Linked DNA regions of Homo sapiens: region 2 is linked to region 1. A link is a contact called in ENCODE Hi-C or POLR2A ChIA-PET data. All regions are on one chromosome and are shown on one strand. Each heading gives the region's core, a stretch centred on a gene start or an enhancer-like site at or near the end of the contact. The rest is flanking DNA. Distances are from core to core; before and after follow the strand shown.

Region 1 (3,413 bases), core at 347-2,846:
ATACAGCAGGTGAACTGATTAACACGTGCTTGAGGCCGGACATGGTGGTTCATGCCTGTAATCCCAGCACTTTGGAAGGCCGAGGCAGGAGGATCACCTGAGCCCAGGAGTCCAAGACCAGCCTGGGCAACACAGTGAGACCTCATCTCTTTTTTAAAAAAATTGTTTATTTTCACTTTGGCTCTTCTTTGACATACTTCTTTTTTTTTTTTTTTTTTTTTTTTTTTCCAGACGGAGTCTTGCTCTGTGGCCCAGGCTGGAGTGTAGTGGCGGATCTTGGCTCACTGTAACCTCTGCCTCCTGGGTTCAAGCGGTTCTCCTGCCTCAGCTTCCCCAGTAGCTGGGATTACAGGCGTGCACTACCATACCTGGCTAATTTTTTTGTATTTTTAGTAGAGACGGGGTTTCACCATGTTGGCCAGGCTGGTCTTGAACTCCTGACCTCAAGTGATCCGCCTGCCTTGGCCTCCCAAAGTGCTGGGATTACAGGCATGAGCCACCATGCCTGGCCCATTGACATATCTCTTTATATAAATTAAAAATTTTAATAAATAAAACAAAAAACATGTGTTCAATTCCTGACCAGGTATACTGTTTTCTTTTTCTTTTTTTTTGTTTTTTGAGATGGAGTTTCACTCTTGTTGCCCAGGCTGGAGTACAATGGCGCAATCTCGGCTCACCACAACCTCTACCTCCCGGGTTCAAGTGATTCTCCTGCCTCAAACTCCTGAGTAGCTGGGATCACAGGTGTGCGTCACCATGCCCAGCTAATTTTGTATTTTTAGTAGAGACAGGGTTTCTCCATGTTGGTCAGGTTGGTCTCGAACTCCCGACCTCAGGTGATCCGCCTGCCTTGGCCTCCCAAAGTGATGGGATTACAGGCGTGAGCCACCGCACCCGACCTTTACTGTTTTCTAGAGTACTACTAAACAATTAAAAAAGAAGAGAGACAATAACAGAAATGTCCACAGAGGAAAAACTAAAATATATATATTTTACACAAACACATATACAATCTACACATACATACATGCATGCATGCAATATATATGATATATACATATCTGTATACTTGTGTGTGTATATATGTTAATGAAACTGCAAGCATAAATTTTCTCCCCTTAAACACTAATTCCTGGGTTTACATGTATATTTCGAACCTCCTTCCCCATACAATGGATTTTTCAAGTGCATCTGTCAGAGACAAAGGCTTCTAGGTACCTCATTCTCTGCACTATCCGGGGCTTAATCATGGCACTCGCTGTTAAGTATACTCAACTTTGTAGTGGGTAGTCATAGTAACGCTGCCAGTCCTTTTCAAGATTCTTTTTCTTCTATTCCTCTTCTAGCCTTCCTCCTATCTCAAAACAGCACTTAAAAATACAGAAAGCTGCTACTTGGTGAGTGGGACACTTTTTTGGACACTGCCTTAACTGGGAGAGAAAAGACAAGGGCAAGGATGTGGGCTATTTGCATAGCATTGCCTTGAACAATGTTTGCCGTAGTTGTGGGAGTTGGAAGGAGAAAAGAATAACTAAATAGAAGCTGTTAACTGTGCAAACAGCAGGGTGACTCTTCCAACCAACACTAAAGGGAAGCCATCTTTTGTCTATCCTGTCCATTCACAAGACGATCTCTAACGGCAGGATGGAAAAGGAAAGCATTAAAAGTATTACACCATGGCCTGCAAGCAGATCCTCCTTACAAATTGTAGTTGCTGAGAAACTGGCATGGAAGGTCATACATACACCAAGAGGATAAAGCCACCACGAAATATAAAAACATACATGTCTGTAAATGCATGAAAAAGTTCAGGATGAAAACTCCCCAAACTCAAAAGTGGGCATCCTCCAATAAGGAACCGGGGAGAGGGTGCTGGAGGTCCACAAAGAGGAAAGTTCACTTTGTAACTGTACTTATGTATTATGAAACATTTAAACAATGAGCATAGATTCATGTATTACTTGTACATTTATAAAATCAAATTTTAAAAGGCATGGCAGAGAGTTTTATGAGATTTAAAGTTAGAAGTATAAAAACCTAGCAGATTACCAGCACTCAAAGACTCAGAAAGAGACATAATCCTCAACAAGGCACATCAGAAGTCTCCTTTCACACTGCATTGAAGCAGATTGATTTCATGGATATTATATCCTGCAAGATTTTGGAACAAAACAATTCATGTGACAAACCCTGAAAAGTTTAGGCTACCTTCTATTTACAAACTTTTTTTTGAAACAGCATCTCGCTCTATTACCATGACTGGAATACAGTGGTGTGATCACGACTCACTGCATCCTCAACTTCCCAGACTCATGCCATCCTCCCACCTCAGACTCCTGAGTAGTTGGCACCAGAGGCATGTGCCACCATACCCAGCTAACTTATTTTTAATTTAAAAAATTTTTTTTTTGTAGAGACAGAGTCTGCTTATGTACAGGCTGGTCTCCAATTCCTGGGCTCAAGTGATACTCCTGCCTAGGCCTCCCAAAGTGCTGGGATTGCAGGCTTGAGCCACCGTTCCAGTCTCACACATTTTTGCTATTCTTCAGCACTGTTATTTAAAAACAGAGCTTCTGAACTCAAATGTAAAATTTAATTTTTAAAACCTCTAAGTACACTCAAGATTTCTAAAATAAAAAGATAATACCACCTTAATACACAGTCTTTCAAAGCTATAATATTTTATATACTTTTAGCAAATACATTACTGAGAGTTAAAAATTGGGTTGCTAAAGAGGCAGATGCCAGTCATCGTAATATTCACTAGGCATTGAGGTTGAGTCCATGTACCATTCTCGTAATTAAGAAGTCTTTTAAAAACTGTTTGGGGCCAGGTGTGGTGGCTTACACCTGTAATCCCATCACTTGTGAGGCCGAGGAGGGTGGATCACTTGAGTCTAGTTCGAGAGCAGCCTGGCCAACATGGTCTCTACTAAAATACAAAAAAAAAAATAGCTGGGGTGGTGGTGCGCACCTGTAATCCCAACTACTTGGGAGGCTGAGGCAGGAGAATCTCTTGAACCTGGAAGGAAGAGGTTGCAGTCAGCCCAGATTGTACTGCTGCACTCTAGCCTGAGCACAGAGTGAGACTGTCTCAAAAACACAAAATAAAAAAACAAAAACTGTTTGGTCTCAAGTGTTCATGTATTTTATTTTTATTTTTTTAAAAACAGGGTTTCGTTCTGTTGCTCAGGCAGGAGTGCAATGGTGCAGTCACAGCTTACTGCAGCCCTGAACTTCTGGACTCAAGTGATCCTTCACCTTAGTCTCCCAAAGGGCTGGGATTACAGGTGTGAGCCACCAGCACCTGGCCTGGTCTCTAATTTCTTAAATGAGTAGTCAAGAGAATCAAAGTTCTGATATCCAGATACATTACAGAAAGCAATATTCCATTGACTCTGCAGGGTAAC
Region 2 (3,413 bases), core at 231-2,730, 4.8 Mb before region 1:
AGGGCAATATATTCGAGCAAAGCTCCTTCATTCAGATTGTAAACTACATGTAAACAACATTGAATTTCTTTGGCGGTGTGATAAAATACAAAGTAATAATATTAGCAAAAGTTAGCCTTATGGTATTTTTTGTAAACCAGTCTCTGATATCTTAAAGTCTCTGATATCTTAAAACTTTTAAACTAAATTATAAACATGTAAAGGTATCACATTGTCACTTCAAATTTAACAAAAAGGTTATTTAAAAAGGACTCGGGAACTAAAGTTCAAAATTGAAGACTTAAGTAGAACTGTCTTTTGCTTTTTATAACATGGCCAAAGTATTTGGCTTAACTACAGCAAAATCTTACACGTGAAATGTCAGTCCTTTTAACTTCGAATTTGGCAAGCAGCGAGAAGCACATCCAATGGCGGAGCAGCATTTCACCATTTTAGCAACTCATAACAAAACTGAAAGAAAATTAGAATGTTAAGAGTTAGTAACCGGAAAGCTGAAGGGGAATATTTTCCCTTTCCCGGTGTTTTAGGAAACACAAAATCAGGATAGAAAGCTAAAGACAAATATCTTCTTCTAACACCTGCAGCTTTGCTTACATCATTTTCCAGGGCCTTGACTCTTTAATAAGGAGAAACATATTTAGCTGTGTACCCCGAGTATGATTTCAATTTTGTTGGCTTGTACATTTTCCTTCCACCTTCTAACAGGTACCATGTTCTTTGTGCCACAAAGCCTTTTGCACACTAACTCCTACCCATCTTTCAGCCCTCGGCTTGCATCGCTTCCCCAGGGAAGCCTTCCCTCACTGACACTCAGATTGTCAGAGCTGCTCTAATATTAGCTCTCACAGGACACACACTTCTTCCTAGCACTTCTCCAGGTTGTAATCTTACATTTATTGCAGTGATTGCTCTTATTAATGTCTTCCTCCTCCACCAGTCTTGTTAGTTCCATGAGGTCATGGTGGAGTGTGTCTATTTTTCCTTACTTTTTGTCCTCACGGTTTAGCTGGTGACTGGCAATAGTGAATGTCAGTACATATTTTGAAAGAACAGCAAGTAAACGGGAAAGGGAGGAAGCAAGAAGCACTTCGAGGTGCCAGCGAGCACCCTGGCGTCCAAGAGCAGCGCGCGGGACCCGCTGAGCCCAGGGCCCGGGCCGAGCTCCGCCCCTTTCTCCAGGCTCCCCGCCACCGGAGGGAGAGAGGGAGGACCCGTCACAGGTAACGATGCGCCCAGTGAGCGTCCTTTCCTCTGGGGCCAACCAGCGTCTCCGCGCCGCTGCCGCCAACCTCGCGCCGAACTACGCCCTGAGATTTGGGCGGGTAGCGATTGGGGGAAAACAGGCAACCTAAGAGTTATTACCGTTAGCAGCGAAGACTGCGACTAACGTCAACGACGGAGACTGCGTCTGCCTTCGCTTCCGCCTCGTAGCCCCGGGAACCGGAAATCCGTCTGCCCCGGGTCACGTGCTTAGGAGCCATATTGTCGCTAGTGGCCGCTGGGGCTGGGAGGGGTGTGCTAGAGAGGCGCAGCTTCTCTGGGCGTGGTTTTTATCCTGGGGGAAGGATCGGTGGAATGTGAGGGGAGGTGGAGGAGATGGCGGCGACGGCCCGGGAAGATGGCGCCAGCGGTCAAGAGCGAGGTCAGCGGGGCTGCGAGCACTATGACAGAGGATGTCTCCTAAAGGTGACGCCTTCTATGGACTCTTCCCTGACAAGCTTCCGTCAGGTTGGGCTGGGGCGGGCTGGGCAGGTGGTTAGGCTTGGATTTAAGTTTGAGGTTAACCTGATTTTCAGGATACCTTTTCCACCTGGAACTGGGTTCTTCTTGAGGAGAACGTTTTTGGCAAGGCGATAAGCCCCACCTTTCCTACCTGCTTCGTACCTTTAAAGCAAAACCCTTCTTGGGAAGTGATTAGGCTTGCACAGTGGTCTCTGCCAGTGGGCTTATTCGTCTTTTGCTGCCGAAGTAGACTGAGGCAGCCCCGGGCCTGTACTGGGGTTTTCCGTTCAGGTGTGTGATGAAATAATGGAAGTGGAGATAATGGAAATAAGCAAGTGGAGAACCCGAATACGATTTCAGCTCCTGTGGTAAAGTTTTATAGCCTGCCAGCTTCATGTTAAAGGCAGTGCACATGTTCAGACGTAGGAGAAAACGTGTGTCCCAAAAAAGAAGACAATCATGTAATTGCCATTAAATAGGAAATTATGCATAGGAAAGTGCCTAATAAGCATGTATTGTTACTCTGAGAAAACTTCTTAATCTGTATTTTTTTTTAAATTGGCACGTATTCAATTGAAGTTTCCTGATTTTCCTTGCAAGAAACAGTACAAAAATTTTGCTTAGAAAACTTGAGCTTTGGAACCTCAACCGCCCTATCCCCAAATCTTAGCTCTCCTCTTTAATAACTGATTTTAGCTAGCTCCTCTCTACCCCGTATGTAAAATGGAGATGATCGCGCCTGTTTCATAAAAGTGTATGAGGATTATATACTAAAGGGCGTGTATAGTGTTTAACAGGGCGCATTCCCTGAAGTAAATGAGTAGTAAATATATACCACCATGACTGTTACTATCATCGTCAATCTGAGTATTATTATTTTTTGTTCTTTCACTTCACAAGTCAGCCTTGCTGGTCACTGCCTCATTATTAGAAGCAAGTTCAAGTCTCAGGCCTGTACGTGCATCCTAAACTCTTTTCTATAGGTCATGGCTTGACGAACATTGCTCCACTGAACTGGATGAAGCTCCTTAAAAATGTTGGTCATCCACCAAGTGTTGTGTAAGGAAATTGAATGCTATCCTTATGATTCAATTTCTACTGAGATGTATTATTATTCTTTCAAACTTGAGGTCTAAAACGGAATTTAACATCTTGGTGCCCCCCATAAACCACACAATTAGATCTGTGTATCATAGCACTAAGATACTTCGCCCTAGGTGTCAAACAGTTTTTGCCTTCCCCCGCCCCCCCCCCCCCCTTAAATACCAGAGGCCAAGTGAAGTATTTCAAGGAGGATGTGGTCAGCTGGGTCAAATGCAGCTGTTTGAGTAAGATAACTGAGAATTGCCCTTTGGATTTGGCAAGGAAGAGGTCACTGGTGATCTTGACAAGAGGAGTTTTAGTGGAGAGATCAGGATTAGAGTGAATTTAGGAAAGAATGGGAGGAGTGGAATTGAAAATAGCACTTATAGGGTATTCTTGGGGTTTAGCTGTAAAGGGGAGCAAAAAAAAGATGTGGTTGCTGGGAGATCTGGCACCATATTTTTTCCTCTTTAAGAGAGGAAGTATTACAGCATGTTTGTATATTCTAGGAAATGATACAATAGAGTGAGAACGTTTTATAATGCAGGAGAGAGTGAGAAAACTGTAAGGGCATTGTCCCTGAGTAGCCAAAGGGGATGAAATCCAGT

What was found. Hi-C counts contacts between places; a loop is a spot of excess contacts on that map. ChIA-PET counts read pairs that join two places held with the same protein, here RNA polymerase II (POLR2A). Pooled maps may share reads with other maps.
Region 2: a loop to region 1 is called in a pooled map, with 2.6 times the contacts of the local background. The contact joins the promoter of RCHY1 here to the enhancer-like site in region 1. A Hi-C loop is called at or near these places in 1 of 168 maps with a recorded cell type or tissue (naive thymus-derived CD4-positive, alpha-beta T cell) and 4 of 50 pooled maps. POLR2A ChIA-PET finds 5 or more read pairs at or near these places in 1 of 52 experiments (GM12878).

Annotation. Positions count from the first base shown.
Region 1 is chr4:70,707,879-70,711,291 of GRCh38, reverse strand. It overlaps a transcript of RUFY3 not described here. Among named protein-coding and RNA genes, the nearest start is that of RUFY3, 12 kb to the left of the region's middle. Within about 2 kb of position 1,596, at least 2 of the 41 ENCODE cell types and tissues checked have a DNase peak (open chromatin) inside an H3K27ac peak, as active enhancers do.
Region 2 is chr4:75,512,470-75,515,882 of GRCh38, reverse strand. RCHY1 (ring finger and CHY zinc finger domain containing 1) reads left to right here and starts at 1,480. Exons shown (of 9, transcript NM_015436.4): 1 at 1,480-1,686. The coding sequence starts at 1,597. THAP6 (THAP domain containing 6) reads right to left here and starts at 1,410. Exons shown (of 5, transcript NM_144721.6): 1 at 1,363-1,410; 2 at 351-450. The coding sequence starts at 430. RefSeq lists enhancers at 715-934, 510-1,440, 1,275-1,754, 1,441-2,371.